Regions from separate parts of the Homo sapiens genome. Here all the other regions are linked to region 3. Evidence: chromatin loops called from intact Hi-C (ENCODE). Cell type or tissue: Calu3. All regions are shown on one strand. Each heading gives the region's core, and the rest is flanking DNA. Links, peaks and the distances in the headings are about the cores only.

Region 1 (10,802 bases), core at 3,330-8,329, 660 kb after region 3:
AATTTTTATAGCATATTAGGAATTGTTTTTCTACCAGAAAAAGAAGCAACCTCTTTGTAGATGGCTGGCAGTGAATTTGAGACTTTCAAAATACAGAATCCAGAACCCTTGGGAAGGATACCATACAATGGTTTACACATGTTCCTTAAGGGCATCATACTGTCTTACTTAGAATTATAGTCCTTTGAGTAGACCAGGTCTTTAGTAAATGGTTGTGTGAAGTAAACAGTTAATGATCCCAATAGAGATACTGAATTATTCGAGGAAAACTGAAAACTTAAAAGAGCCAAAGTAGTTAGTCACATAAGTCAGACTCTCTGAAACAAAGCAGTACATCCTTTAGGCAAAGGGTGCAAATAAAATTAAGTTTTCATAATATACTCTCTTAAAAATATTCCAGGAAACTTATGCAAGTTCTTTTGTAATTGAGATAATCTCTTTGAAATACTTCCTTTACACTAAGATTTGTGGACTTGAGTGCTTTTTTAAGCGGAGCATAGCAGTAATAGATGTAAAAAGAGACAAGAATGAGGTAACACACTGGCCCCCCAAGAGCTTAAAAATTAGGGAAATTAGAATAGAAAAAAGCCTACAGATAATGGCTATTATTATTAATAGCTATCTAGTGGCATTAAACTGATCAGTTCAAAGATCTGGCACTAAATTGCCTAACCAACACTCAAAATTCCAATCAAAATGACAAGGATAAATTCAGGAAATAGAACCGTAATTTAGTAATTTGAGTAATGTAAAATAATAGCCCTTATCAAGTTCTAAAACCAAATTTTGTACTTTTTCTCTATATAGAATATGTACAAAGCTCTTATTCTCACTACTTTATGACATGTGCAATGTCTTGCCTCAATTTATATTGCAAGAAGCTCCAGACTAGTCTCTGCCTCAAGACCAAATGGCCCCTTCTCCATCCCCAACCAGGTCCCAAACATCTCTCAGACCATAATCAGAGTGATCTTTATAATTATTTAATCTGAGAGTGTTACTTCTCTGCTTAACATATTCTCATTCCATGTTAGTTTTAGAATAAAATCTAAACTCCTAAATACTGCAAGCTAGGCCATTAGTGAGTAGGTAACTTCATCCCTTTATGCCCTGATTTCTTACCACTTTCCCTAAAAGTACACTACCTATCACTTACACCAAACAACTTAGAGTTTCTTGAAAACACCACAGTTTCTCAAACCTTAACACATGCCTCAATGTGTACTCTCATTGTGTCTAGAATTTTTTGCTATTGCAATCCTTTTTCAATTGGCTAATTCCCATTCTGACTTTGAAATTCAGATCTGGCATCAACATCTACTGGGAATTCTTGCTTACTTCCCTTCATCGGAGTTCGGTGGCCTTCTCCCCTCTGTGGTCCTGCAATATCCTACTCTTCTCTTTTCTGGCATTTACACATGTTATGATAATAATTGATTACCTATCTATCTTCCCCACTATCCTTGCATTCCCCGAGGACACAGAGTCTTATTTATGTACCCCTAGCATTCAGCACAGTGCCTAGAAAATAAGTATGCATTTAATAAATGTGAATTGACAAAAGAAAGCAGAAAAACAACTAGCACTTGCAATTAACATACTGTTAACAAGATTAAATACAGTGGGCATTCCCTTGATGGAATGATGCTTGAACAAAAGATGGGAATACATTATACTATAATAAACACCTTTTGTGCATTGAGGTAGGCTGTAAAGTTTATAGAATTATAGATTTTTCCATTATTTTTCCAACTTTCTGTATTTTATTATCACAGTTTAGGATGTCCCCCCCCCTCCCGCCCCATAGGTTCCAATGAATGCCTAAGGTTATTCCTCAAAATTTTATCATTTTGCATTCTGATGAAAACTAGTTATGGAGACCTCTTGTCAGGCTCCAATAGCCAGTGGCCTCCATACATAAATGGCTCCCCTAAAGTCACCCATGGACATCACTTACAGAAAATACCTAAAATCTCCCTAAGTAGTATGACTTCAGCTAACACACCAGGGCTGAGAAATGCTGCAAAGGGTGGTTAATCAGTGAGCCTTGAAAAGCCAGAACAAGTATAAAAAGGGTAAAAGAAGTAACAACTAATGAGCTGGACAGATATTGTAAAGCCCTGAGTAAAATAATTTGTTAAACTAAACAGGAAATCAAATCGAGTCTCAAAAATATGACAAGTAAAGGCACAAAGTCTCTAAAGTATAGTTATTGGCTTACAATTATTTTAAGCGTATGTTTCTACTCACTACAATTTAAGCCATGACCCAGTTTTGAATAATTAGCTATGTCAACATGGTACAATTTACACTATTGTGTTTTCATAGTGCCATGAAAAACATTTCACTGAAAATCCAGAGGTTAATGTAATTTTCCACTTAAAAATGAAACTGATGACAGATTATATATGTATAGTACACTATATCTGAGTCAGAGATAGCAAAATTGAATAAGGTGATTTGAAACACACATGGGAAACACAAGGGGAAACACTAAAGTCATTCTGAAAATATGAATGTAAAAATATGAGCTCTTTATTCTTGTGATTTGTTATTTCCCCCTGCTGCCAAATATAGCTTGTATCCCACGAGAAGGCATGGTACATGTACGCATAATACTGTCATATTAGATTACTAGTAAGTATAACAAAACCATCAAAAATATTTGTATCATCCTTTAGCACTTTCAACTAAAATGATATTTTGTCATACTGTTCTTAAACATAACCATCCAATTATTAGTAGAAAAAAAAGAAAATAGCTGTGATTATAATTTTTGCCAAAATATAGCAAAATGGACTTGTTTTACTGTTCTCTCCAGTACCCAATTATTTCTCTATCAATAATAGTCTCGTTAATTATACCTTTTGAGGATTTCTCAAAAATTTCTCTTCTCCATCCCTACTACCTTAGTCTCCTCTATGGTTTTGCTGCAGATTTGAATGATGTTAAGTGGGCAACCCAGGGGTGGTTAAAAACTGTGTTAAGATTTTTGACTTTTTCCTCCATTTCTTATTCCTCATCTAATAAATATGAATTAATTAGACAGGATTTGTGACTCTGTGAATATTTTTCTAAGTGAAGAAAATGGGATCATATGAAACCATCAGAGAAGGTAATGGTGGTCGGTGCTTGGTGTGATGGAAACCATTGAAGAATGTTAAAAAGGAACCTGAGTCACAAACTAGTGGGAAGAAAAGCTGATCATCATAAGAAAGCAGAAGACTAAGTAGGTCAGTATGTATCAAAAGAAGAAAAAAGTAGAGGACACACACCTGCCAATTTCAAAACTTACTATAAAGCTATAGTAATCAAGACATTGAGGTACTGCCATAAAGATAGACATACAGTTTGATGGAATAAAAATAAAAATCCAGAAATAATCTCTTACAGTCAATGAATTTTGGATAAGGGTGACAATTATGAAATAGAATAGACTCAACAAATGGTGCAGGGATGCTGGATAGCCACATGGAAAAAAAATGAAGTTAGGTAAAACAATGAAATTATTAGAGGAAAACAGAGGTATAAATTTTTGTGACCTTAGATTAGGCAACAGTTTTTTAAATATGACATTAAAAGCACAATTAAAAAAACAGATCAATTTAGCTTAATAAAAGTTAAAACTTTTGTGTTTCAAAAGACACTAACATGAAAATGAAAACACAACCCAGAGAATGGGAGATATCTGCAACAATTCAATGATAAAATGATGACCCCATTAAAAATGAGTAAAGGGGGAAGCTGAGGCAGGTGGATAGCTTGAGCCCAGGAATTGGAGACCAGCCTGGGCAACATGGTAAAACCCTATCTCTACAAAAAATACAAAAATTAGCCAGGTGTGGTGACATGTGCCTGTAGTTCCAGCTACTCAGGAGGCTGAAATGGGAGGATCACTTGAGCCTGGGAGGTGGAGGTTGCAGTGAGCCAAGGTTGTGCCACTGCACTCCAGCCTGGGTGGCAGAGCAAGATCCTGTCTCACTAAAAAAAAAAAAAAAAGAAAAAGAAAAAAGTAAAGGATCTCAATAGCTATTTCTGCAAAGTAGATATACAAATAGGCAATAAATAAATGAAATGCTGCTCGAAATCATTAGCCACTGGGGAAATGCAAATAAAACCATAATATTCTCATACTCATTAGGATGGCTAACATTAAAAGCAGACAATACCAAGTGTTGCAAAGGATATGGAGAAACTGGAACCCTTTTACATTGCTAGTGGGAATGTGAAATGGTACAGCTACTTTGGAAAACTGTTTGACAGTTCCTCAGAATGTTAAACACAGAATCACTATATGACCCAGCAATTCCACTCCTAGATATATACCGATACATGCCCAGTAGAATTCAAAAGACACATTCAAACAAGTACTTGTACAGGAACACTAATAGCAGCACTATTTGCAATAGCCAAAAGGTGGAAACAACCCAGATGTCCATCAACTGATGAACGGATAAACCATCTGTGGTATATCATACAACCGAATACTACTCAGCCATAAAAAGGAATGAAGTATTGATATATGCTACAACACGGATGAACCTTGGAAGCATAAGCTAAGTGAAAGGAACCAGACAAAAAGAACACAGATTATGTAATTCCATTTATATGAAATGTCCAGAATAGACAAATACATAGAAACAGAAAATAGGTTAGTGATTGACAGGGGCAGGGGTTTGAGGATGGAAGATGAGGAGTGACTGCTAATGGGTACAGGTTTCTTGAAAAACAAAAACAAAACCAAGAGAAGATGTATCAGGAAGGTCTTATCAAACATAAAGATGAAGAATGATAATAGCTGAGAGAAAAGGTTAGAAGGTAGGAACTAGAGGCAATAGAGAGAGTAGTTTCAGTAGAGTAACAAACATGGGTACCACACTGCCAGGGGTCAATGAAAGGGCTGGAAAGTAGCAGATGCACTGGATATTGACATCATATTGAAGATGATTGGCCACGAAAATAATAAAATCATTTAAATGTTAGGAAGATAGGCACACTGAAAACAATTCCATGACCATTAAAAAAAATTCTATGAAATATTTTGGCATCCTTATTTCTATAATGCAATTAATTTTCTAATACCTTAAGAAGATTAAAGCAATAATTATGTAAATGACCAAGCTTATATATGACATTGCCACAGCATTTTACATAATACAGCTTTTTAAATTAAAAATTGCAGTTTATAACTTTTCCTATTATTGCTCTGAATCAATTATTTTTTTCCTCAAAATAAAGACCTGGATGTAATTGCAAGAAAAGTTTAGAAAGAAACATAGGGAGACTCAATGTTTACAAGCGCCTCAGCGTGTTGGAAGCTCTGGTTTCTTTTGGCGTCATTGGAATGCTGCTCTTTATGTAAGTCCATTGTGCAGTAATGAATGAAATGGCTACCGATGCTCTCTAAATAAAAGACTCACTCTCCCTCAACAGAAGCAGGTGCTATGGAACAGCTACTGTTTGCACAGCGACTTTCCAGACAAAAACTTTACACAAAAGGAACATACAAATAATTCCTGGGAGGCCTCCTCTGTGAATCTCCAAGACAATAGCCCAGCTGCAGTAACGCCACATGTGCCACTTTTAAGGTCAGTTTGGTATCTGTGCCTTTTTTGTAGCACTACTACAAGTATATTTATAAGGCACATATCACTTAGAATTAGACATTTGAGGTTATATTTTATTACTTGATGAATGTCTTAGTATAAGGTCTTTATTGCAAACAATCTTTTGGCTGTTGGTGCTTACAGTTGTAACACAATTAAGTATTGCTAAGAAGTATCTTTTTAGCACTTTATCACCCACCATATTTTAGATTTATCTATTATTTTAAAAGGTAGCAGTTGCACGTAACTTACTTTGCAAAAGAATTAGATATTCAGCTTATAAAAATATGAAGTGATATGATTGATAATTTAAGAATCCACACTATAAGCCATGTGATTTATAATTTACTTCGGCACATAATTTATAAAAATATTTGTATCTCTATACTTCAATGGTATCCAGCAATTTCTTTAAAATAACCATCAGAATGAATAAAAGGACAGATAAGGCTTAGGTTTCCACCTAAAGTTGTATCAACAGGTTTTCATATTCATTTTGGGACTCCTAAAATTCCTGTAGTACCAGATGTGTACAAAATAAATTATGAGATAAAACAGCAATGCTACCCAGAAAATGAGAGGAAGGAAAATGATTAGAATCACCTGTTTTTTGTTCTTTTAAAATAATGCTAGAATACTGATATGCTATTTTACAAGCATTATCAACAATGCCATTGATACTTAGCAACTCCTCACACAAGACATGCAAAGGCAAATCAGAGCCATTTTAAAGGAAGGCCAAGCAATATATTTTGTTAAACAAACAAACAAAAAAAACTCTATCTTCTACATGTGAGAAAAAGCGATGTTGCTTACAATCCAATAATAAGACAATTATCAGTGTTTCAACAGGAAGTCTGATAGTCTGGATGTAACAAGGACAGGAAGAAGGCAGAACAGCAGTCTTTAACCTAAATTCAGAACTGAAAGATCAAGAGAGCCACCTGCAGTTTGAAATCCAGAAATACGAAAATTCCTCTGACCCTCTATTTAAAGGCATTGTTTCTAGGGATGATTCTCCCAGAGCTCCTGATTAATTTGGACTTGGTTAGGAAAGTACATCACAATATAACTCAGATGTACTGCAAAATAATTATATTATGTTTTCAGTTCTATGATCCTTTCCATCTAAGATTTGTGCTTTCTACTTTTTTTACAATTATATGTTAATGCATTCAACAAATAATCAAAATATATTTATTGAGCATTTACTACATTGGTTACTTTTTATTTCCTAACCAAATGGCAACAGAACTTGTATTATAAATGGTATTTTACTAACAACTATGCAACAATATGAGTCCCCATAAGAACAATCTTCAACTTTTGGGAGCACTATCAAAATATAAACTATCTTGCTTTTTAAAGTGAAGTTTCTACTTTCAAGTTTGGATTACAATGATTCTAAAATGCTTTTATTATCTCTATCCTCAGTTAGGTAACCATAATGTCCTCATGGCCCATATTAAACATACCTTCAAATAAACATATCCATGTTCATATATAAAGTTTTCAGGCAAGAGCACAGACTATTATGAATCAGGGTCTGTTTGGAGTGTTGTAAGGTAATGCCATACTTGGTGTTGATACCTAAGTCTCTACTGGATCCTAGAGTCCAAGGATATCAACATTTAGACAGGAAGAATAGGTTCTTTCCCATTTTCAGCTTTCACAATGGAGGAGAAACTCTTAACTGAGACTTAGGAGAAAGATGGCTGAAACTGTTTATTACTCTGTTCTACCACTTATAAAAATTAATATTACCACATGATTTCTAGACTACTAAAAAGTAATGATTTATTTTAGAGATTATTGCATTCTCAATTGATCTCTGGGTATGTAACTTTTTTTTTGTTTTTTTGTTTGTTTGTTTGTTTGTTTTGTTTTTGAGACGGAGTCTTGCTCTGTCGCCCAGGCTGGAGTGCAGTGGCGCGATCTCGGCCCATTGCAAGCTCCGCCTCCCGGGTTCACGCCATTCTCCTGCCTCAGCCTCCCGAGTAGCTGGGACTACAGGGGCCCGCCACCACGCCCAGCTATTTTTTTTGTATTTTTAGTAGATACGGGGTTTCACCGTGTTAGCCAGGATGGTCTCAATTTCCTGACCTCGTGATCCGCCCGCCTCAGCCTCCCGAAGTGCTGGGATTACAGGCTTGAGCCACCACGCCCGGCTGTAACTCTTTTTTTGTGTGTGAGACAGAGTCTTGCTTTGTCACCCAGGCTGGAGTGCAGTGGCTCAATCGCGGCTCACTGCAACCTCTGCCTCCCGAGTTCAAACGATTCTCCTGTCTCAACCTCAGGAGTAGCTGGGACTACAGGTGCATGCCACCATACCCAGCTAATATTTGTATTTTTAGTAGAGACAGGTTTCACCACGTTGGCAAGGCTGGTCTCAAACTTCTGACCTCAAGTGATCCGCCCACCTCGGCCTCCCAAAGTGCTGGGATTACAGGCGTGAGCCACCGCACCCAGCCTGGGTAGGTAACTCTTAAGTCTGGAGCTAAATCTATCAACACTTCATAAAACCTAACATGATCAAACATCAAGACTGTTGCTACCACAAGCAAACGTTTCCAATACAGTGATATATCGATTTTCTCAGGAATAACAACACTCCGACCCCCATCCAGGATATCAGAAAAATGAAACAGGGAATGGTGTCTAGTCAACAGAAGCCTATTAGCCTTCTTAAGAAGATTTGGTCAGAATTGATGAGTTAATCTGTTTTTAACAGATCAGGTCATTCTCAACTTAGGAAAGACATCAGTTATTTTGAGATGGAAATCAAGAACAGTCAGATTTTATTCTGGCTTTAATGATATGCCTTTCATATTGGCTAGTTGCTTTGTTTCTTTACCTCTTCTAATCAGATCATACTCAGGAGAAATAAATGGAAATATAAGTGAATCTATTCATGTCTGCTACTATAGTATAGCTATGACAAAATTTATGTTTGAACACAAACCCCCAAGCACTAACAGGGTTGAGGGAAAGAGGACAAGCCTTCTTTTGGGTGGAAGAGTGATAAATCACTGACACACACAAAGAGGGTGACTCTTGCCTCCCTAACCTACACAGACTAAAGCATGTCTTTCTCTGATGTGGGAATGATCTGAATCCCTATCTGTTTTAGAGACACTGGCTCTGGAATATGTGTAGATATGAATACGCTGGATGTTCATTTGAAGGTATTACCAAATGTTTTAGAGACACCAGGGATCTCACAGAATTTCTCCATTTAGAAGAGTTTGGTAACATTAACTGATAACATTAAATGCAATATCATATTTTTAGCAAAATCTACACATAAAATCGAAATATTTTTCCAGGTAAAATACCTTAAATGTAAATTAAAAGTGTAAAGTTTTCTAATTTGCTTTGATTAGCCCATATAATCTAAAGAAACAATATCAGTATCTTCTTGCATGAGTTGATATGTAAGAAAACCCCTAGTATCCATCTCACTGTATTGCAGATGGCTATAATTTCTTCCCAGACTACTACTTACCTATATATTTTTAGATAGACTATAACTTGCAAGACTGAACTATGTACTTACATATTTTTGAATGCCTGTTGATTATTTATTCCAAATGTAATCTGATTTTCTTTGGTAATATTGAAGCAGGTTTGTCATCTTTAGCTATGTTTTAATAAAACATGTTTTATGTGTAGCATCACTGCTAAGATAAGGTATTTGAACTATTTATATAGGTAAAAGGTAAATTGCAAAGAAAACACGGAATCTAAAATATCTCTTATAGCAACATGGTATAATCTTTTCCCTTAATGACTACATTCTTACTTCTATAGGTATGAATGCAAATCTGCTTCCAATATACTGTCCTAAAAAATACTTAGAACAGAAAATGAAATGCCACATTTGGAAATTCTTGTCACTAACGAAATGTCCTGTAAGTCAAGAGGTGCATTATGATGAAAGAGTTGAGTCTGAGCTATGAATCCAGACAGTGTGGGTATGAACTCTAGCTCTCCCACTTACTAGCTGTGTGACCTTGGTTAATTTACTTAAGCTCTTTACGCTTCGATTTTCTCATTTATAAAATGAGGAAAATATTAGTTTTCATTGGGTTACTGTTAGAATTAGTCCAGGTGCATTAAACACTTAGAGCAGTGTCTGGTACATAGCAAGCACTAGATATGTGTTTGTAAGTATTATTGGTATACTCTTTAAAATAATCTAAATCAATTCATAGGTGTACAGAATGATACCCAAACCATGAAATTTTGAATGAAGTTAAACAGAAAGAAAATATTAGAAACAAAGAAAGAATAAGAATAGCAAGTCTAATATCCAAGATAAAGTAATTAAAGTCTGAAAATAAAATCTGCATTATTTCCAATGACAAAACATTATAATAAATAATTTCAAACTACTAATAAGAGTTAGAAACCCAAATTATCAAATAAATGTCTAGATGTGAATAAAATTTGTAATTGCCAAATACTTAACATATCCCTATAGTACATAAAGAAACAGGGTTTCACTCTTTTACCCAGGCTGGAGTGCAGTGGTGTGATCATAGCTCACTGAAGCCTTGAACTACTGGCCTCAAGCAATCCTCCCGCCACAGCCTCCCAAGTAGCTAGGACTACAGACGTGCATCACCTGGCTAATTTTTAAAGTTTTTGTAGAGATGGGGTCTCCCTATGTTGCCCAGGCTGGTTTTGAATTCCTAAGCTGAAACAATCCTCCTACCTCAGCCTCCCAAAGCACTGGAATTACAGGTGTGAACCACCATGCCCAGCAACATACTAACATTTTAAGGAACATAAATCTCTCTGATGAGATGAATTTTGAGAATATTATTTAAAAGTTAAAAATAATTATCTTGGGATGTCAGAATTCCAGATGACAATAATTTTTTGATGTATACAATTTTTTTTTCCAAATTTGCCAATGATATTTCCAGATTTTCCACAACTAAGTATTAATTTTATAATGAAATAACTTTACTAAAAATAAAATGCTCATCAATAGTTTTGAAACATTTTCAGAGAAAAAGCTAACAATGTAAATAACTTACATTGTAAATAAAAAGCTTACATTTGTGTATAGACATCTACCTGGAGAATTAATGCAGGTCTTCTTCCCCAAAAATTAACCTTCACAGCTGAACTTTTACTATTCCACCTACCAGAAGAAAAATAGTACCACGCCATCTTCCAAACAAAGGT
Region 2 (10,802 bases), core at 2,537-7,536, 910 kb after region 3:
AGAGAGCCATGACCTAAACCCCCAGGTCTTCAAAGCCCAAATATTATGATTTTCACTGTGTTTTAACGTACGCTCTAAGCATCCATTTCATGTGGTGGTTTTCCTACGGGTATGATTAACTTCGCACACCAAGCTATAAGCGAAAACAACTGGAGAAAAACTCCAGGTGAACACTCAAGATGTTTCTAGTTGGTATGATGAAGAGCTATCTTTGGAGTTTCCTAGATAATGCGAAGAGAACGGGGAGAAAAAACTCTCAATTTTAGTCACATCTGTATAACAAAAAAATAACAATCACCATCAATAGAAGAGGCACCACCAAAACTGAGGAAGTATACACACACACACACACACACACACACACACACACACACAAGCACACGTTGAGTAAAATAAGAATGAACATTTAGATTGGGTGTATTATCAAGTAGCATTTCCACTTCTGAGGCCCCAAACTGTAGACACTCTAAAAGCAATTAAAAAGAAGGCAGTATTATATGGAAAAATTAAAGGAAGTGGGAGAAGCAGCAGCTGAGGGACCACTTAAACCTATGAGTACTCTAAGAGAGATTGCATGGGTGATGATGAACAACGGTCCTCAGCAGAAATAGAAAACTTACCAAGAGGCAAGGGACCTAAATTACAATAGAAGAAATTTAGTTTTATTCTTGAAAGAAAAAAAAAGATTTTAAGATGCTAGACTGCATTTCCAATGGAAGAGGACTTCTGTTTTGAGAAGCATTATAAAATAACTAGCAGCTTTCTGATTTTAGTTTATACACAGTTCAGTGTCAGAGGAATTGTGAATATGTAGAGATTGAACAAAACGATGTTTAATTATTTTATTGCTGTTATAGCCTAGTGTATTTAAAAATGTCTAAAGTGTATTAAGACATGGTCCTTGCCCTCTGAGAGCACATAAGCATTTTAATTACACAGTATTATTTAAACAAAACTAATGTTTAATTGAAATTAATTATAAAAGGCAAGCGTGCATAAGAAAGGTGAACACACAGATAGAAAAAAAACTCGAAGAGGCACAATGGTTAATCTATTTCAGACACAGGAAAAATGGCTTAGAATTATAGGCCATTGCTAAAAATGGGATTCTTTCTAATATTTATGTATCTTTTTCCTCACATTTAAATTGCTGAGTATATGGTTTATCTGCATTGATGTTACCTGTTCGTGAACATCTGCTATGAAAGCCACAAAGACCATATCGGCAGAGTCATTTTTGGCCCATTGAGCAACACGTGCACAGAGGTCTTTAATTCTCTGTAATGTAGCAGCTTTTCCATGGGCAAGGTTCTCTCTGTGTTGTAGGTATGACTGTAGGTATTCTCCAGTTGGCAGAAAATAAGAATTGCCTACTAGCACATGGTGAAAGACTAAATATTAACAGTGTTAGAGAGGATGAACACCTGTGGTGTCAATTATTATCCACAACTGCCTGAAATCCACCAAATCTTACTTAGTTATTGGTTAAGAGGCCAAGCTCTGAAGTCAGCCTGACTGGATTCAAATCCCAGCTCTCCCACTTACTTACTATGTAACCCCAAACAATGTACCTACTTTTCTAAGCCACACTTTCCTAATCTATAAAATGGGGGTGATAATTCTTATGAGGATTAAATTAGGTTTTACATGAAGCTTGCCTAGCACGGTTCTTGGCACTTAGTGTTCTCTAAAAGTTCACTATTATTCAGTGTTAAATACAACAAAATGACTGTTACATACTGTATTAGTTTGCTAGGGCTGCCATAATAAAATACCACAGACTGGAACACAAACAACAGAAATTTGTTGTTTTGTTTATTTTTGTAAATTTGTTGTCCCTTTATTTTTTTGTTTTGTTTTGTGTTTTGTTTGTTTGTTTTTTGAGACAGAGTCTTACTCTGTTGCCCAGGTTGGAGTGCAGAGGCGCGATCTCAGCTCACTGCAACCTCTGCCTTGGTTCCAGTGATTCTCGTGCCCCAGCCTGCTGAGTAGCTGGAACTATAGGCATGTGCCACCACACCCAGCTAATTTTGATATTATTAGTAGAGATGGGGTTTTGCCACGCTGCCCAGGCTGGTCTCAAACTCCTGACCTCAAGTGATCCGCCTGCCTCGGCCTCCCAAAGTGTTGGTGATTACAGGCATGAGCCACATCACCCGGCCCCTCTCCCCATTCTTGACATTAAAAGTCCAAGACCAAAGTGTCAGTAAGTTTGGTTTCTTCTGAGGCCTCCCTCCTTGGCTTACAGATGGTCATCTTTTCTCTCTGTCTTCAAATGGCCTTTCCTCTGTGTCTGCACACAACCCTGGCACCTCTCTGTGTGTCCAAATGTCCTCTTACCAGGACACCAGTCAGACTGGATTAGGGCTCACACTAAAGGCATCTTTTTTTTTTTAACTTAACACTTTAAAAGCCCTATCTCTAAACACAGTCACATTCTGATATGTTAGGGTTTCAACATACAAATTTGGGGAGGGCGGGAGGGGGGGGGAAACAATTCAGCCGGTAACACATAGCTTTTCTCATTCCAAGCAAAACCACTCCACACAATAAGAAAATCTGAAATAATTTTGGGGAAGAGCCTCAGTTCTCTAGTAATACTTCTCTGCTTTCTAACACAGAGGCAACCTATTTAAGCTCATTTAACTTTGGGAGGATAGACAGAAAGATGGATAAATAGATATAGAGAGACATATATAAACACATAGAATACATGTTATATCTTGGATACAGACACCAATCACACTTCGTAGAACAGCTCTTTGAGTGGATAAGCACTCTGCCAAAAAAGCATCATAATCATCAATAAAAATAAATGATTTACCAGAAATATACAAAGCAGTTATGTTCTCCAAGCACAAGAGTTACATTGCACAAGCAGTTATTTTCTCCTTAGATCACAAATTCATTAAAGAAAAGAACCATGACAGGTTACTAAAAATTTACAAACAGATCAGCATAAAAAATGAACCCAAATGCTTTTAATATCTTTGATGCTGTTAAAGTTCATTTTTTTCTATATTGTTTTAATAGGTAATTATGGCTGCAACTATAAAAGCACATGCAATTAATGTAATAATCATGGTATCCGAATTATGGTGACCACAGTACAAAAAATTACTCTAAATGTCACTGGTCACATCACCATTATTTAGCAATGCAGACCCAGAAAGCATTTCATACAAGCATATAAACTAGATATTAATACAAGTTATGAATATCATGTATCATTTTTAAATGTTATGAATATCAGTGGACCACTGACAGGAAATACCTTGGTCAGTACAAACTACTCAAAAGACTGTCCATATAGCTTTCAGCCAAAAAAATCTCCATGGGATAAGGCCAGACTCTAACTAGCCTCCAAGAATTTGGAGATGGAGGCAATGTCTTCTGAAAAACTGATGCACGAACCTACAGAAATACATATAACACGTAGCTTAAGTGAGGAAATACATGAAGGGCTTTAAACACTCTGAAACACTTCATAAATCTAAGGCGGCCTTTTTCTTTTTAAGATTATCTTATTCTACTTATTCAAAGGAACTAATGTTTGTTCAACCAAACAGTCCTTTCCGAACAGATAAACAGACAGAAGAAACTTGATTAACTAAAATGAAAAATGGAATCAAATATATGAGAAAAGGGCCCAAAATTTTATATACAGTAGCTAAGCTAACTTTTTTTTTTTGAGACAGGGTCTCAACTGTGTCACCCAGGCTTGAGGGCAGTGGCGCCATCTCGGCTCACTGCAGCCTTGACTTCCAGGCTCAAGAGATTCTCCTACCTCAACCTCCCTAGGAGATTGGACTACAGGAGTGTGCCACCACACCCAGCTAATTGTTTTATTTTTTTGTAGAGACAGGGTCTTGCCATGTTGCCCAGGCTGATCTTGAACTCCTGGGCTCAAGTGATCCTCCCATCTCACCCTCCTAAAGTGCTGGGATTACAGGCATGAGCCAACTACATCTAGCCTAAGGTAACTTCTAAACATTGATTGTAATCTGATTGTTTCCTCTTTTTCCCCTGCCGACAAGGCTATCTGGATAGAGGAAGCATTGCCTCATAAAAAAAATCCCTCTGTTATGCCACTTTAAGTTTTATAATGGCAACAGCAAATTTTATACAGAGCTTTTAAAGGATATATATTGTAGAGACTATATTACTTAACAACAAAAACACACAAAAAAAGACATCATATAATTACCTCATTCTACATAGATGATCAAAATTTTTTCCATTGTTAGTAAAATAAACCAATCCAGTACAAAAAATAATGGCTATACTAGTCTTAAATGTCTTATATCAAGCATCAGATTTTAAATTGATTCTTTTACCTGATTATACACACAGAAAAATATCCTCAATAGAAATATCCAACATGATCACAATCAAAATGCACAGCTAATGAATTTGTGATGCAAAATCATACATGAAATATACATCTTTTCATTTCTAATATCAGGATAGATTATAAAACATAATGACCCCTATTCATAAATATTAATATAATCAATTTTCAAAATACATGTCTAAACATAATACTAACATTCATGCTGTCTTTTAGACATTTCCAAATGCCCAAGGTAAGATGACTTGTTAATATTTCATAATCTATATTTCAGCATTCATTGAACAATGAATTTAATCTGGCATGATGAAATAATGCAATTTATGACAATGCACGGGAAGGGAAGGAACTGATACGATAGTGTTCCAAAAATGAAGGGAAATTCAAATAACAAAACCTTTCAAAACATATACAGATACCCCTATCCAAAATAAGTATAATGTACAAGTTAGCTTGCAGTGTTAAAACATTAGGAAATGGGAAAGTAGCTACTCGTTGCATATAATGAATGTGAAATTAGAAAAGACTGAAATTGGTACTTTAATAGTGTTTGTGCTATTTTTAAAAGATCACTTATAATATACCATCATTAAATAGTTTCAGGTCTTATTTTCATCTGATCACCAAATGAGTTTTTCTATTTTATATATGCTAGTTTAAAATAATGGCATTATTTTTATTCTGACTGAATTTAGATTTTTAACAAAATTATCACCACCATAAAACTAAATATTTTACAGTAGCAACTATCCTACAATTTCTAAACCCATTTAAAAAAATCAAATTGGAATACAAGAACACAATGTTTTATCATCACGAAGCAGCTACTTCAACCTCCAATAATCAATGTTTTGTCTCCCCCTTCTGGACTACACAATTATAAAAAGGAGAAAAAAGGAAAAATAAGATTTAATCTTTTTTCACAGAACATATTCAAATAATTGGCCTGACACAAGTGTAATATTACGTGAGGTAATTATCAAATACTATTCTATAAATAAACTAATAAAACTTCAATTTATTAATGTAGTAGCAGCTTAACAGCCTACAAAGCATGCTGCCACACTTGGTGGTATTTTAGGTATATTACTATCAGGCAGCTTATAGTAAGTAATACATAGATAACACTAAATTTATTATTTTAAGCCTGATCATATGTTTATCCTTTTTTTTTTTTTTTGAGACACAGTCTCGCTCTGTCACCCAGGCTGGGGTGCAGTGGCACCATCTCGGCTCACTGCAACCTCTGCCTCCCGGGTTCAAGCAATTCTCCTGCCTCAGCCTCCCTAGTAGCTGGGATTACAGGGGCCTGCCACCAGGCCCAGCTAATTTTTGTAGTTTTAGTAGAAATGGTGTTTTACCATGTTGGCCAGGCTGGTCTTGAACTCCTGACCTCAAGTGATCCACCCACCTCAGCCTCCCAAAGTGCTGGGGTTACAAGCGTGAGCCACGGCGCCCAGCCATGTTTATACTTTTAACAGAAACTTACTCTCAGTATTACCTTCATTGTCAGCCTGGAAGAGGGCCGGCTGGCGGGTGGGAGTTCATTTGGCTCTATTTTGAGAAAACTCTTGCAACAGTCATTCAGTTAGTGCTCATGATTCCCATGCTCCATTAGGGCAAAGAAGCATGCATTTGTATCTGACCTTCACTATTATGGGCTTGTTTTTTTGACTGAGATTATTAGGAACATTGCAAAAGGTACAAATATGACCTCTTAATTTTATGTCAGATTGTTTATCTGGTAAATGATACTACAAGCCACCAAAATGATTCACTCTTCTCTGTCTTGGTCCACTGAATCATCTACAAGTATACTTGGCCTTCAATACCTAGTAAAGATATTCAGGCTTCAGCTTTTAAGCAGGTAAATGTTATTAGAATGATCAGCAACATAGTCTCAGCAGCAATATACAGAGAGTACATTTAAAATGGTAAAAGCAGTAGTTTGAAACAGAGAACCAAATTATAAAATTATACTGCTAATGCTGTAAGAGCTAAATAAATGTTCTTGCATGGTGATACCTTTACTCCTGCTATTGTGATTCTAGTAATTTCTCCCTGATTAACATATCTAACTGAACTCAATCTTCTTTTACTCCAAACTCGGTCTCGTCCCTGACTACTCTATGAATGCTCAAGTCATTTTGGTCACCCATGCTTGAAATTTCAGTCATTATTGATTCATACATCTCTTCTGCCCTTTTAAAATCATTTGCTGAGGCTGGGATATTTTACTTCCACAGTCTCTGTCTCTCATCTATATCCTCCATTTAGTTCCTACTAACCACACTCCAGTTCAGCACCCTTATTACTTAAACTACAGCAACAACCCCCAACTTGATCTCCTTGCCCTTATGTCTAACCTCTCCAATTTCCACTGCTACCTTTCTCTTCCCCAAATACACCTTGGATTTTGTCGTTCCACGGCTCAAACCCTTCCAGGGCTCCTGGCTGGCTATTAAAGTGACAATTCTTCAAAATATCTCTCCTAAAATGACCTGAACTTACCTTTCCAAATTAACAACCCACTAACTATGCTTAACATATGTTTTTAGTCACCCTAACTCTTGGGATTAAACACCCCCATACTTTCCCTTGTTCACCCCACTCCATGCACAGTGACCTCTGCTATTCCTTCAGATACTCCAAGCACACTCCTGCCTCAAGGCCTTCGCACTTGATGTTCTCTCTTCCCTAGATATTTGCATGGCTCTTCCCATTTTCATTCAGGTCTCCTTTCAAATGTCATTTGCCCAAAGAGCTCGCCTATCTAAAATACCACACCCTGATCACTCTCTGCTTTCTCTAATAGCGCTTACCTGTCATTATATTTTATATGTGTCATATTGTCTGTTTCCCCATCTTGAATGTAAGTTCCATGAAGACATTATCTGTATGGTTCATCATTCCAGCACCTGGAATAATGCCTGGCACTAATAAGTACCCAGTAACTTTGTGTTCAAGAAAGGAATGAAACTGAGTCTAGAGAGGTTTACAAGCTCACAGGGAATGAATGAGTAGTGAATCAGGATTCAAACTCAGACTCTTCTGATGACGAGACAAATGCTTTCCCAAAAAGCCGTTGCTGCTGCCAACTTATTAAATTACCTCTTATTTAAAATTATAAGGTCTGGTCATTACAATGTTTGCTATTTTCCAACTATCATATGTAATCATATCAATTCTTACTTTTTGTCACAGAAGAATGCTTATTTTTCTACCTGTGGATAAATTATTCCTGGCTTGTAGTGAAATAAAATCAATCATTTTAGCTGTTTTCTAAATCTGTTTCATGCATTGTTACTAAATAATAAAAACAATTTATTTTGCTTCACAAAATTCTGCAACAGTTATTTAGAACGAGAAGCCATTGAAAAAAGTAATTCAGTTTTATCTCTTCCCTACTCCAAATTCTGTTTGCTATTTCTAGAGATCTACCAGAAAGATATTTTATCATTTCCCATCACAGACAGTATCTATACCAAATCCTCAACTATTTTATTAAATCTTTAAAATAATCTTGTCAATATTAACTTGAGATCATATATGATTTTACTTTTTTCCTCAAAGCCCAGCAATAATCCACACCACATAACAAATAGCTTCCAATAAACAGGCAAAACATTCTCCTTCCAGCATCCAGCTGAATCCTTCCCACCATTCTTGACCCAGAATAAATCCCATTTTTCCCTTTAAATCTTCAAATAGCAAACATCTTGAACACTGAACAACAACAAAAAAGGCAGCTCAGTCTTATCTCATTTTACCATGTAGTCTTTATGTTTTATGTCTTTCATATCAAGCATTTTGTAGAATTCAAGACATTTAACAAAAATGTAATTCAGACCTACTATTTGCAAGATTCTTTACATGTTAAATATATTAAACATAAACAATATACTTCAAAAATATCACAAATTTAGTATTATTCTCTTCATTTTATCAATGAAAAGACTGAGATTCAGAGAAGTAAATTATCCAAGGTCACACAGCTAGTATGTGACCTTGGATAGCAGAGACAGAATCTGAAACCAGGTCCATTTGCCTCTAAACCCATGATTGCTACTAAAATTTGCCTTCCTTCATAGAGTCTGTATCGTGGATATACAAAGACTCATAGTATGTGAGACAGTATTATTTAAGGATATAAATTACTACAGGCATAAAGTAAAATAGGAGTATTCTGAAAGCCCTTAAGGAATATATAAAGAAATAGGAACTATAAGATAAAGTTAAGAGTGACTCCCTAAGAGTTAAAAATAAAGTGCTATAGGAGTTCAGATATATTACTGTAGGTGGAAATGGGAGAGCGGATCAAGATCAAGACAGGCTTCATGGAAGAGCTGTGGAGGATGGCTAGAATGTTGACAAAGGAAAGAAAACATTCTATACAAAAAAGATCCCTTGAGCAAAGTCAGAAGCAATACTGCCTGAGGCTAAGGGGGTGGTTTTGTTCAGGTAACAGGCAGTTTCCTGGCTTGACTTTTAAAGTACAATTTATATAGGATAGTGAAAAGTAAAGACTGATGGTAGCTCAAGATCAGGAGGGCCTCAAATGCCTCCATTTCTGCTTCTAATCAACATTGGTTAGACAAACGCAAAACAGGCCCATGCCGACCTCCTAGTTCATTACATATTCCATCTGTTGGATTTCAGTCTAGCTTTCGTATCACTCATTTTTGGACCAATGTACGTAATCTCTGGGCAAATGCAATACTTAAAGTGATTATTCTAGAATTTCTTTTTGAAACACCTCTATAAATTTCCTACCTGCCCTTTTTATCAATGAATAAACCTCTCCATCTGTTGAAGATTGAGACCATGATGCAAAAGCCCTTTTGTACCTGGTTTTCACCAGTGATCTTACATATTGTTTTCTTATTCCCTTTAGTTGCAGAAAAAAAAACAAACAAAAAAATTTCTTCCTTAAGACAACCATCCCACCTAAACTCTAGAACAAACCCCTAATCATTTCCTCTAGAAGCTAATTCCTATAGTTTCTTCCCTTTATAGCAGGATTTGCAAACTCAAATGTGAGGAGGTCACAGATAAGACAATGGGTATGAAATAGTTTACATTGTGGATCAAAACACGTACCTCATTATACTGTTTTTCAAAACACTCTGGGAAATATATATATATGTGTATATATATATATATACACTACATATAGCCTGCTGGCCTGCCATTTTACCATATTGCATCTTCAGGTCCTATCTTTATTCTGTTTACCTGTCTGTCTTCCCCGTTAGACCTAGTTTCTTGAACACAGAAGCTGTGTACATTGTGGAAAAAGAACATATAAATGACTTATTATAATAAAATATGTTAAATATAACAATAGAGCTATAAACATGGTGCTATGGGAAGGAAGGAGTTACCTAGGACAGCTTCTTCTAAGACTGACAGGAAGCTTAATCTTGATGGATATTTAGGAGCTTGGCGGACACACTAAAGAAGAAAACGGCATTCCAGCTCAAAAAAATAGAACATGCTTGATTTAAAGGTATTAAAGAATAAGGCATGAAGGAATTGCCAAGTGTTCCTATGCAGATAGAAGACAGGTACCAGTAAGAACGAAGCTGGAGATGAAACTAGAGAAGCAGGCAGGGATGAGATCACAAAGGACAACAGGGAGCCATTTGAATGTTTTGAGGAGGGAAATATAGTAGTCTCTCTTTATCCACAGGAGGTACGCCCCAAGACACCCAGTGGATGCCTAAAACTGTGGATAGTTTTGAAACTCTAAATATAGTATGCTTTTTCCTATGCATATAAACCTATAACACTTAATTTATAAATTAGGCACAGTAAGAAATTAACAATAGCTAATAAAATAGAAAAATTATAACAATATACTATAATAGAATTATGTGGACCGGACGTGGTGGCTCACGCCTGTAATCTCAGCACTTTAAGAGGCCAGGGCAGGCGGATCGCTTGAGCTCAGGACTTTGAGACCAGCCTGGGCAACATGGCAAAACCCCATCTCTACAAAAAAATACAAAAATTAGCTGGGCATGGTGGTGCACACCTGTAGTCCCAGCTATTCTGGAGGCTAAGGTGGGAGGATGGCTTGAGCCCGGGAGATCAAGGATGCAGTGAGCCAAGATCATGCCACTGCACTCCAGCCTGGGCAACAGAGTGAGACCCTTTCTCAAAAAAAAAAAAAAAAAAAAAACATGTGAATATGGTCTCTCTCTCTCAAAATGTATTATTGTGCTGCACCTCAGGTAACTGAAACAGAAAATGAAACCACAGATAAGAGGGTACTGCTGGAGCAAGATAACTGGTAACAGTGTAGAATATGCATGGGTGGGTGAGAGACTGAAGACAAGGAGACTGCTTGGTAGGCTACAGCAATCACAGGGGTGTTAAATGATGACAGTCTGAACTAAGGAAGTAACAGTGTGGGTAATTAGGGGAGAGAGTTGGTACCAAGACTAGA
Region 3 (10,802 bases), core at 3,757-8,756:
AGTCCTCCTGCTTAGTAAGACTGAAGAAAAATCCAGAAAATCATTTCTAATTACTACAGTACTGAAACTGACCAGAAACATCATAAACCCAACCTTATTTCTCACTGGAGTGACAGAGCCTTAAGGTTGCTATCTGCTTTTTTGATTAGTAACAATAGTTCATTTTTTAAAATATGCTATGGTTTCCCTGAACAGAATTGTAGAGAGTGGGTAAGTTGGAGGAGGTAATAAAGGAGGTTTCATACCTTAATGATAACCCGTCATGGGGTTTTGTTTATTTATACAGCTTGAATCCTTCAGAAAATTGAATTTTTATTGTTTTTGTACCTTTCATTCCTAAGCCTCAACCCATTCCTATGGGGGAAAAAATACTGCTTAAAGAACAGCTTGCTAGCTAATGCACACACAGAGATGGCAGGGTGGACACATGGTATATCAGTACTGGGGAGTTTCTTGGCATCTTGGTTCTTTTGAAAACATTATTTCTGATATTACTCTTCCTCCAAAGGAAACCACCAAGTGAAAATGAAAATAGGTGTAGCCTTGTGAAGCCAAAAGAATATTAAGAAATTGGTTTTTCAATCCTGTATTTTTTCTTTGTCAAAATTGTACATACACAAGATTAAGGAGTCAAGTAATAAAACACAGTTCTATAGTAATATAACAATAATTCTAATTTCAAAATAGCTGGAAGATTTAAAATGTTCCCTACGCAAAGAAATGATAAATGTTTGAGGTGATAGATATCCTAAATACCCTGATTTGATCATTACACATTGTAGGCAGTTGGGTACAATAAAAAAGAATAAGTCTTGTTTTCAACAGTGGGATATTGATTGATTATATCTAAAACTAAAAAATAGCAAAGTAACAATGTAATCATATTATTTAGACCTGCATTGCTCAGATCTAAATATATGAAAATATCACATGTACCCCATAAATATGTACAACTATTGTCTCAATAAAAATAATTCTATTATATCATAGAATATGATTCTATAGTACTATGACAAACAGTGGCCCTTTGACCTCCTCCATGCCCTATATCTTGATCCCTGAAGTTGACTTTCATCTATTTTAGTGGATCTTTTGATATTTAATGCTGTAATGCTATTAGTCTAAATCAGCACCGTCTGCTAGAAATATAATGAGAACCACATATGTGAATTGTAAATGTTCTAGTAGCAACATTTTAAAAGTCAAAACAAAAAGGTAAAAAAAATTTCATTTAACCGGGTATGCCCCAAATATTATCATATCAAGATATATTCAATATAAAAAGTCAGTGAGATCTTTTGCATCTTTTTTTCATACTAAGTTTCTGAAATCTGGTATGCAGTTTACATTAACAGCACATCTCAATTTGGATGTAAAATTTTCATCAAAAATGTTTGATCTGTGTGTAGCTTCCCTATAATTTGAAAAAAAATTCATATACATAAATTGTTCCAAACACTTAAAAGCTTTCCAATAACTGAATTGAGTATAAGATCTTTAAACTTTAATCAGTTCAAATTAAATAAATTGAAAAACTTATTCTCAGTTGCACTAGCCCCATGTCAAGTGTCCCATAGCCACATGTGGCAGTGACTATTGTATTTAGCAATGCAGGTCTAAACAATATGATTACATTGTTACTTTGCTATTTTTTGGCTTTAGAAATAATCAATCACTATTCCACTATTGAAAACAAGACTTATTAACTTATATTGTCTCCAACTATATACAAATATATACACATATTCCTTTCCTGTCTTCCCATCCTTACCTTATAATTATATAATTATATTATTTTGATTAAACCGACATGGATAGTTAATAGTTGTCTTTATTTGTTCCCTTAGCTTTCTATGTACCTATTCTTTCCCATGTAAGAAATCATTCTGGGGATTCCCTTTGTCCCTGTTCTAAGCTGGATCCCATGTGACTTTTATTACAAGCCTTCCGCTTTCTTGGTTTACACCTCTATTTGGGTGGAAGATATGCCCTAGTTATTTTCTGAAAAAGGGTGCTTGGGGAGAGGGGAAAATGTTTTGAAATTTCTCAAATCTGAAAGTTTGTTTATTTTGCCCTCATAATTGATTAATAGTTTGGCTGGGTATAGCATTCTAGGTCGATAATAATTTTCTCTTAACATTTTGAAAGTTTGTGCCATCAGCTTCTAGCTTCCCATATTGCAATTGAGTTTTATGCCATTCTGAGTCTGGTTCATCCTCCTGAATGTTTGTAGTATCTCTTCTTGGTCCCAGATATCCTGAAATTTCATAGTGATGTGCTTTAGCCCTGGGCCTTTTCAATATGGAGATTTATGCCTTGTAGGAGTGGAAATTTTTCTTGAATTATTCCTTTGATCTTCTTTCCTACATTTTCTCTGTCCTCTTTTTCTGAAACTCCTTAATATTATAATGTTGAGTTTCCTGTAATAATCCTCTAATTTTCTATTTGTTTCTATCATTCTTTTTGCTCTACTTCCTAATTGCTTTCCAATAACTTTATCTTTAAAACTTTATCTTTAAAACTCATCTTTAAAACTTTATCTTTTGAGTGTATTTCTGCTATATTTTTAATTTCTAGGATATTTTCCTTATTTCCTGAATGTTTGTGTATGTGTATAAAACTTGTTATTATTTCATGGATATTTTCTCATATAATATATCTCACTGCATAGTCTGTTCCTACCCGGTTACTTTTGTTTGATTTTTATATATGTGCTTGTTTGTTGTTATGGTCTCTGTCATTCATATTTGAGACTTTCCTCATTTGTCTGGTCATCCTTGGCTGTCTGCTCATATTGAAGAATGAGAAACTGAAAAGCCAATTATAAGCTCTGAGCTTGTATGTTTCCTTGTAGGGTACTCTGGTTGAGTCATTTCTTTGGGGAATAACTGATTTCAGTATTTTTAGGTCTTTCCTGTTATGTGAGTTAGATTCACCAAAGAAAGCACTTCAGATTTCTTGCCTAGATGATGGTGTTCTGAGACAGGAGTTGGGAGAGACGGCTGGGGATCTCAAGATTCAACTAACACTCCTGTTTTCATTACAGTACCCAGTGTACATTTTGACTTAATACTTCTGTTTTCAGTATAGTACCCAACCCTCCACTGTGACTGGCATTCCCTTCCCAGAACCTCTATTTTACCTTCTGCAGAAAATAAATTCACAATCTTCTGTCAAGGTGTAGGAAGGCTGGTTCTCCAATGCATTCAGAAGAAGAGGATATTTGTTAGATCTAATTGTTTTTCAGTTTGTCTGTGTTGAGACAGAGTCTCACTCTGTTGCCCAGACTGGAGTGCAGTGGCACGATCACGGCTCACTGCAGCCTTGACCTCCCAAGCTCAGGTGATCATCCCACCTCAGCCTCCTGAGTAGTTGGAACTACAGGCATGCGCTACCACGTCCAGCTGATTTTTTTTTATTATTATTTGTAGAGATGGGGTTTCACCATGTTGCCCAGGCTGTTAATTGTTTCTTAATATAAAATTTGCCAATGTAAATTGTTTCTCTTTTCCCATTGCCAGTTTAGGATTAGGCCTTTTTTTTATTTTATTTTAAAATCACGTATTACTTGGCCATAAGCTTTCCAGCTCCCAAAATTTTATTAATATTACCTGCTCACCTCTCATATTTACTTTCCATTGGAGGCTTATGCCTTTTATGGTATCCCTTTATTTTAATTTTTGTAATGTTGTAGGAGAAATCAGAGGCTAATTTTTTCATTAAATCTGCCATCTTGAATTGGCAATCTTACCTGTCATTCTTTTGTGTCTTTTGGAAACATCATTTATTTTTCTTGTGCAAATAGTTTATGAAACCCTTTCTTTCCTGCATGCCTAACCCATTTTCTTCTTTTGTGAAAACTGCCTGTGAATTTTAAGCTGACATGATAACATCTACCTTCTCATTCTTATAGTGGTGGTGGACAATGAGGAAGTAATTCCTGGGTAAGAAAAAGTGTCGAAACCCCCTGTGTACATAAATGATATTATAGAAAACTAAAGTGTTTCTCAATTTGCATTCTTTCCCTATATAAAAATAATGTTTTAGATTGGGAGGAGGAAGCAACAACAGATGCTAAAGTTGCTCACTTTCCTGTGGTCTGACTGTCAGAACCCAAAAGACAGAGAACTCCGGCAACAAAGCCTGGACAACACTTGTCATCTTGCTAAATGACTCGTTCTGAAAGTAATGGACATACTTTCATTATCTTCATAATATCATCTCTTGCAGAAGTACCTTTGAAGAACAGATAAATGTCTTGGTGCCAAAAGACAATGCTTTGGGATAAATTATCTGTGTTCAGAACAATACCAAAACAGACGTACATCACATCATCATGCTAATTATTTCACTATGGCACAGTGGGAAATGACCTTTGTAACAAATGCCACATCAGGTAAATGGGTCATTTTACTTAAATTGCCTATATGAGATAAGACACATAAAATGGCACGATAAAAGTACAGATAAGTCAAGGCTCCAGAAAGATTTGATTCTCCCCAAACAATTTCACATAGCCAAATACAGAGTCCTGAATGTGCTACTATATGTTGCATCAAAGACTGTGACTCTTCTGATTCACTTTCGGGTGATCTTTATAACATCTGCTCTTTCATGGAAAGCTATAGCGAAAATACAGTGCATGTGGGTTTGCAGCATGAAGAAGGTGTTGCCAGAGGGCTTGTGAATAACTGACAGGATATCTTTGGTTGAGTTCTGTTGTAACAATAGGCAGCACCTAGCACAGAGCCTGGTGAGTAGTAATTGCTCAAGAAATAGCTGAATGGTGGATGGCAATGATGATGATGATGATGATGATATGATGATATTAATCTCACATAATCCAAACGTAAGAGTTGGACATATTATGGTATAATCAATACAAATTTTTCTACCAATGTATTTCTAATTCAGAATATTCTGTTTTAAGCATGGAATATTGGCCTTTTAAAAACCCAGTTTTGGAAAGATCTTTCTGGCCACTCTCTCAACTACATAGCTAGAAGTGATATGCGAAGCAAATCAGAGACCTTTTTGTGCAAATCAAGGAACTTGTAGTTTTAGTCAAAGCAATTAAATGGTCTATTAGAGAGATTACTGCCTTATTTTATCAATTCTAACTAATATATATTTTGCACATTTTAAGGCATCTCCAGTTGGGATTTTTCATATAATGAATGAGTACATTTCTCCCTACTTTTCACACCATAAAGAAAGTGTTAGTAAATCCATGGTGTTCCCTTCAATACACTTTATTGATGAAATATGGCAAATAACATCATGGAGAACACAAACTATTGGTCTAAATAGCAAGGTGCTTTTCTTAACTTATTCCCTGGTTAGGTTTAGAGAAAAGAAGAAGGGCTTCTGTAAACTGAAAAGTCAAAAAGAACTTATCTCAGACCAGTTAGGCAAGTTGAATTGGCTACCTACAAAAAGACAAAAGAGTAGGCCCCTCACTGAGAGATAAGTACCCTGGTCATTTTGATATCCAGTGTAAGTTACAGGAGGTTGAGGCCCAGCCTACAGGGTGGCTTTTTGACTACAACGTATAATTCAAAGTGATATCACAAAATTAAAGATTAGTAAAACTGATACCAAATTGTACATAAGCATACATTTCTTTACAAAGACAAAACTGAAACAAAGCAAAATCTTAAAATCTATAAGCAAATTATCTCCTTATACATTTAACCAAAGCTTTTTCGTTGTAATAACTTTTTAAAAATAGAATATGGGAATAGTGTGCTAATCCTCTTTCTAAGACACCTGTTTATACTGTATGCTAATTGCCTGGACGACATGGCTGTGCCATACTACAACCACCTGGTGGCAGCATACCTAATTTGAGGATGTGCAAGTTTTTTTCCTTTTCATTTTAACATTGTGAATATTCCCTTGAAGGTCAAAACAGCAAACTAGAAATATGAAGGACAGAAAATATCACAATACTTATTCAGGTACTTAGAGCTCATCTGTGGGCGTCTATTAGTCCACCTCCCTACGGAAATGGACTATCATGATCCCTTTCTGCCATTTACTCTTACATTTATTTTCTTGGTTGCTAATTTGAGATAAATTGGCCTTGGCATGTGTATTCAATCTTTTTTTCCTCAAGTGCTGTACAGATTGCCAAGTGTTAAGAGATGAGCTTGTGGGTTTCTGTGTATGGCTCATGAATGCTTTGATTAACTTGTTAATGAGACAGGTGGAATCTCATTACAGAAAGTTTGTCCTGATGAAAAAATGTTAAGTATATGATAATGAGGTTGCACAAACAGGACTTGTCCTGGGCAAAATTATAAGATATGTGAAGATTCTCTTCCATGCCCTGCCTTCTTTCCCCTTCCCTCATATCTACTTTAGCAGCCTTCTCTCCAAGGACCTGTTCTGGTTCTCTCCTTCCTGTCCAGGATATAGCTTCCCACCCACACCTTTTGCAGAGCCTGCCCAGAGCTTCTCTCACAACATCTCCCTAGTCCCACAATCAAATTGAAATTAATCTGTCCTATACCTTTTCTCAAGCTCTTCGAGGTTCTTAATGCAGGAGTTTTTAAACTTGATTTCCATGGCAATGCATGTTTCTGATGATATTACATCTATGACCCAGCTCCTATAACATGCCAGCATTTATGCAATGCCTTGTGCACAATCTGTAATTTTTGTCCACTCAAGAAATCATATTGGCCAGGCATGGTGGCTCATGCCTGTAATCCCAGCACTTTGAGAGGCTGAGGTGGGAGGGTCATTTGAGGCCAGGAGTTCAAGACCAAGCTAGACAATGTAGGGAGACCCCATCTCTACAAAAAATAAAAACTAAGCTGGGCATGGTGGTGCACGCCTGTAGTCTCAGCTACTCAGGAGGCTGAGGTGGGAGAATTGCCTGAGCCCAGGAGTTGAGGCTGCAGTGAGCTGTGACTGTGCACTCCAGCCTGGGTGTCTCTGGAACAAAAAGAAAAAGCATAGGACTAGAAACTAGAAATGGTGGTATTATAGGACTATCCTTGAGTCTGCTGTAATTTTATATTCTTTTTGAAGTAGGTCTTTTAAACTTCAGAATGTTTGACTCCATCATATGGCTTGTGATATCGCACAACTGACTGTGACACACCAATATGTCAAGACACTTGAGTCCACTATTCTGGTCATGGTCTGACATATGTAATATGTCAACCAGTGCATCTGAGGATAAAACATTTGATTAAAAATAAAATGTTGAGCTGACTTCATTTTCTCCTCCAAAATAACTATGGGAACATGAGAAAGAAGAGAGTCACATTTTGATAGATTATTGAGAGAGATGTTTGGATCTGATAGGGCCTTTAACAAGCTTTTAAAAAGTATCAGGTGGTCAGTTTCTTATTCTATCTATGCACGGCATCAATTCTTTGTATGTTCCCCAATCTTGGTCTAGTAGACACCTATTGGATTAATTCCTCAGCACGCCTTTTCTGAGCCTTGACCCCTCTTTAGAGCTACACGATTACAGTGAAGCTGTCATAGTCACATACTGCCACTCCAGCCCTTAGCCACATTTGTTGTGAAACCATGGGTCAGCTGAACCCATTTGGATATGGAGATAGCAAAGAAAATAGTTTCTCTCTAGTGGCTATGCAAGTACATGGAATCCTAAGCACTAAATTTGCCGTGTTTTTTATGACGTGGATAAAAGAAGCAGCGAAAGCTGGACTGCAGAGAACAATAAAGAAATCTCAAATGACATCTGAGTTCTCATTCCAGGTTGTTCTCGAGGCCCAGAAACGTTTCTGTCCTTGGGCTTTCTGAGATACTCTTCTATTCTTATTATGATCCCTCCTTTTTTTTCCTAAGCTACATTGAGTTACTATTCCATTACTTTCAAACAAAGAATTCCTAAGTGAAGTATCTAGTAACATAAAATGCATTTATAGTCTCTTTCTTAAAGGGAAGGGTCTTTTGGGGTGTTATTTTGAGAATGTAATAAGTTTATTTTATTACTCTTTCCATTTTCTTTTATTTGACCAAAAAGGGGAGAATAAAATGTGTATTACTTATCTGTTTACATTCTTTTCATTTGAAGATAATCTCTCAGAGGGAAGAGACCATGATTTTTTTTGTATCAAGCCTGAAGTGTCTGGCACAGCACCATATATATGACAGAACCTAATAAAAACATAATCATGATGTTGCATTTGATTGCCAAAAGGAAAAACCTCAATTGACCAGGAACTTAGAGGAGAGCAAAATAACAGAAAAGCTGTGATCAAACCAGGTGCGGCAAATTATATTATCCAAAGGTGGTTGCAATAATATCTTCCACCCCACATGCTCTCTAGAAAGTTGCCACTCCCTCTTCAAGATGCAGTTGGCCCCTCCCTCCCAGGCCCGCCTCTCCCCACACCCCACCCCACCCCAACCCCCACCCCGCCTTAAATCTGTCTGGGCTTGTGTCTTGCTTGCAATCAGTAATGAGGTAGAAATAATGCAGCAAGACTTCTGAGGCTAGGTCTTAGGTGACAGAGTGTCTGCCTTGTTTGCTGGAATAATCATCCTTGAAGGTTTCAGACAGCCCTGAGTCTGCCACATTCTGAGGAAGTCCAAATTAGCCTGTGTGAAGAGACCACATGGAGAAGTGCCAAAATTGCATGAACAGAGAGAGATGCCTTGCAAGCCCCTTCTGCTCCAGCTCACAACTCTCCAGCCCCAGCCACTGTTTGACTGGGACTGCAGGGGGACTCCAAGCCAGAACCTCCCAGATGAACCCTCCCCAACTTCCTGACCCACAGAAACCAGGAGAGGTGATAAAATGACTGCTGGTTTCAACCTTTACATTTTGAAGTGGTTTGTTCCTTAGCAATGGTAACTAGAATAGGAAGAATAACCTCAACATCTGTAGTAACAGAGTTTTCTTGATGCCATTCTACAAGTCATATCAGAGTTATTGAAAAACACACAAGCGGGCCGGGTGTGGTGGCTCACGCCTGTAATCCCAGCACTTTGAGAGGCCAAGGCGGGTGGATCATGAGGTCAGGAGATCGAGACCATCCTGGCTAAAACAGTGAAACCTCGTCTCTACTAAAAATACGAAAAAAAAAAAAAAAAATTAGCCAGGCGTGATGGCGGGTGCCTGTAGTCCCAGCTACTCAGGAGGCTGAGGCAGGAGAATGGCGTGAACCTGGGAGGCGAAGCTTGCAGTGAGCCCAGATCGGGCCACTGCACTCCAGCCTAGGCAACAAAGCAAGACTCCATCTCTGGAAAAAAAAAAAAAAAAAAAGAAAGGAAAAAAAGAAAAACACTCCAGCAAACAAAAATATTTGAGGATCAAACTTCAAAGCAAAGAGCATGAGAAAATGCATTATTCTCAGCTGTATATTTTTTCTTAAAATAAACATTTTTATTATTATTATTTTTTTTTTTGAGACAGAGTCTCACTCTGTTGCCCAGGCTGGAGTGTAGTGGTGTGATCTCGGCTCACTGAAATTTCCGCTTCCTGGGTTCAAGCAATTCTCACACCTCAGCCTCCTGAGTAGCTGAGATTACAGGCATGCGCCACCACGCCTGGCTAATTTTTGTATTTTTAGCAGAAACAGGGTTTTGCCATGTTGCCCAGGCTGGTCTTGAACTCCTGGGTTCAAGTGATCCACCTGCCTCGGCCTCCCAAAGTGCTGGGATTACAGGCGTGAGCCACCGTTCCCGGCCAAACCTAGCCTTTCTTTTAAAAAGTAAATGTAACTTTTCTTTAGACTAACACCAGTTTATTTAGTGCTTTCTGTAGCCATTGCTCCCATATGTGAAATGTGGTGGTAATGAGCCAGATGATGGATATGGTGGTGGAATTGTTTTGGTTACTCAATGATTGTCAGTCTGTAGTGATGTATAATTACAAACAATACACTTATAGACAATTGAAGGGAAGGAAAAGGAAGAAGAGAAAAAATCAATTTCGATATAATGGCTTATCCTGCTAATTTACTAACTGATTTAACAGTTACTGTAAGTTCTTCTGGTACTCATATACCCCTTACAAAATGATTGACTTAGATAGCAAATTACCCATGCAGTTAATTGCCATCCCTCTTTCTAGGATACTGGCATAATGTGCTCTATATAACCAGAGGAAGATGAAGGTCTGGAGAAACATGCACAGTGAGATTTGTGAATGAAAAACTGACTTTGCTGTAGGTGATGTTGAACAATATTTAAAATAATTTTCACGGAACCCTCCAACTTTCTCCCTGATTTTTTATAAATGAAAACATAGTTAAGTACCCAAACCAGAGCACTCAGAGAACATTATTTCATCCACTAATTTCCAGGATGGCAATCTAGTTTTAGATGTTTGTCTCGGCATATCTAAATAGTACGTGCAAATTTTACTCAATACTTTAATTGATTTTCCCAACTACACGTGAGAAGAACTTTGACAGCCTGGGAAACAATATTAATCTCCTCTAGGGTCCCAGAACATGGAAGCTGAAATTTGCCAAATGGCACCCTGGTGGTTTGTATGTTGATGCAGTTTCTCCACGTGTCTAACTTTCCCCTGGGGAGAAGTGGAAGCCCTTGGAGAATTTGGCTCATTAACAATGAAAGATATTTGAGATACACTCAAGGGCTGTGTAGCAGAAGTAAAATTTGCCTGTTTTGGAGGCAGTTGGGATTTTGCCTCTTTGATGATACCTTTTCATAGCTCCCTGATAGACTGTTGAATCCAGAAAGAAAACACCTTGCAAGTGAAAGTACGTATGGAAAATATTAATGAATACTAACTTATTCCTACACTGCATGGAAATTTAAAATGCAATGGTTCTAGTTAAAATTGA

What was found. A loop is a pair of places that touch in the nucleus more often than their neighbours do. Peaks named below come from ENCODE experiments on the same cell type or tissue, not always from the same donor. Only the 100,000 strongest peaks of a DNase experiment are listed, where the experiment ranks them.
Region 1: it touches region 3 in a loop (10-fold over the local background); 15 of 110 quality-filtered maps call a loop at or near these places.
Region 2: a loop joins it to region 3, with 18 times the contacts of the local background. A loop is called at or near these places in 20 of 110 quality-filtered maps.

What each region holds. Positions count from the first base shown.
Region 1 is chrX:97,022,344-97,033,145 of GRCh38, reverse strand. The region is part of intron 17 of DIAPH2 (diaphanous related formin 2); the gene reads right to left. Among named protein-coding and RNA genes, the nearest start is that of RPA4, 140 kb to the right of the region's middle. RefSeq lists an enhancer at 5,095-5,697. In Calu3, for the core only: no CTCF peak of the experiment used is centred there; no DNase peak of the experiment used is centred there.
Region 2 is chrX:96,764,927-96,775,728 of GRCh38, reverse strand. The region is part of intron 4 of DIAPH2 (diaphanous related formin 2); the gene reads right to left. Among named protein-coding and RNA genes, the nearest start is that of DIAPH2, 85 kb to the right of the region's middle. RefSeq lists an enhancer at 10,521-10,570 and a silencer at 10,681-10,730. In Calu3, for the core only: a CTCF peak has its summit at 5,219 (motif pointing left); no DNase peak of the experiment used is centred there.
Region 3 is chrX:97,680,977-97,691,778 of GRCh38, reverse strand. No RefSeq gene overlaps it. Among named protein-coding and RNA genes, the nearest start is that of DIAPH2-AS1, 120 kb to the right of the region's middle. In Calu3, for the core only: no CTCF peak of the experiment used is centred there; a DNase peak (open chromatin) is centred at 5,818.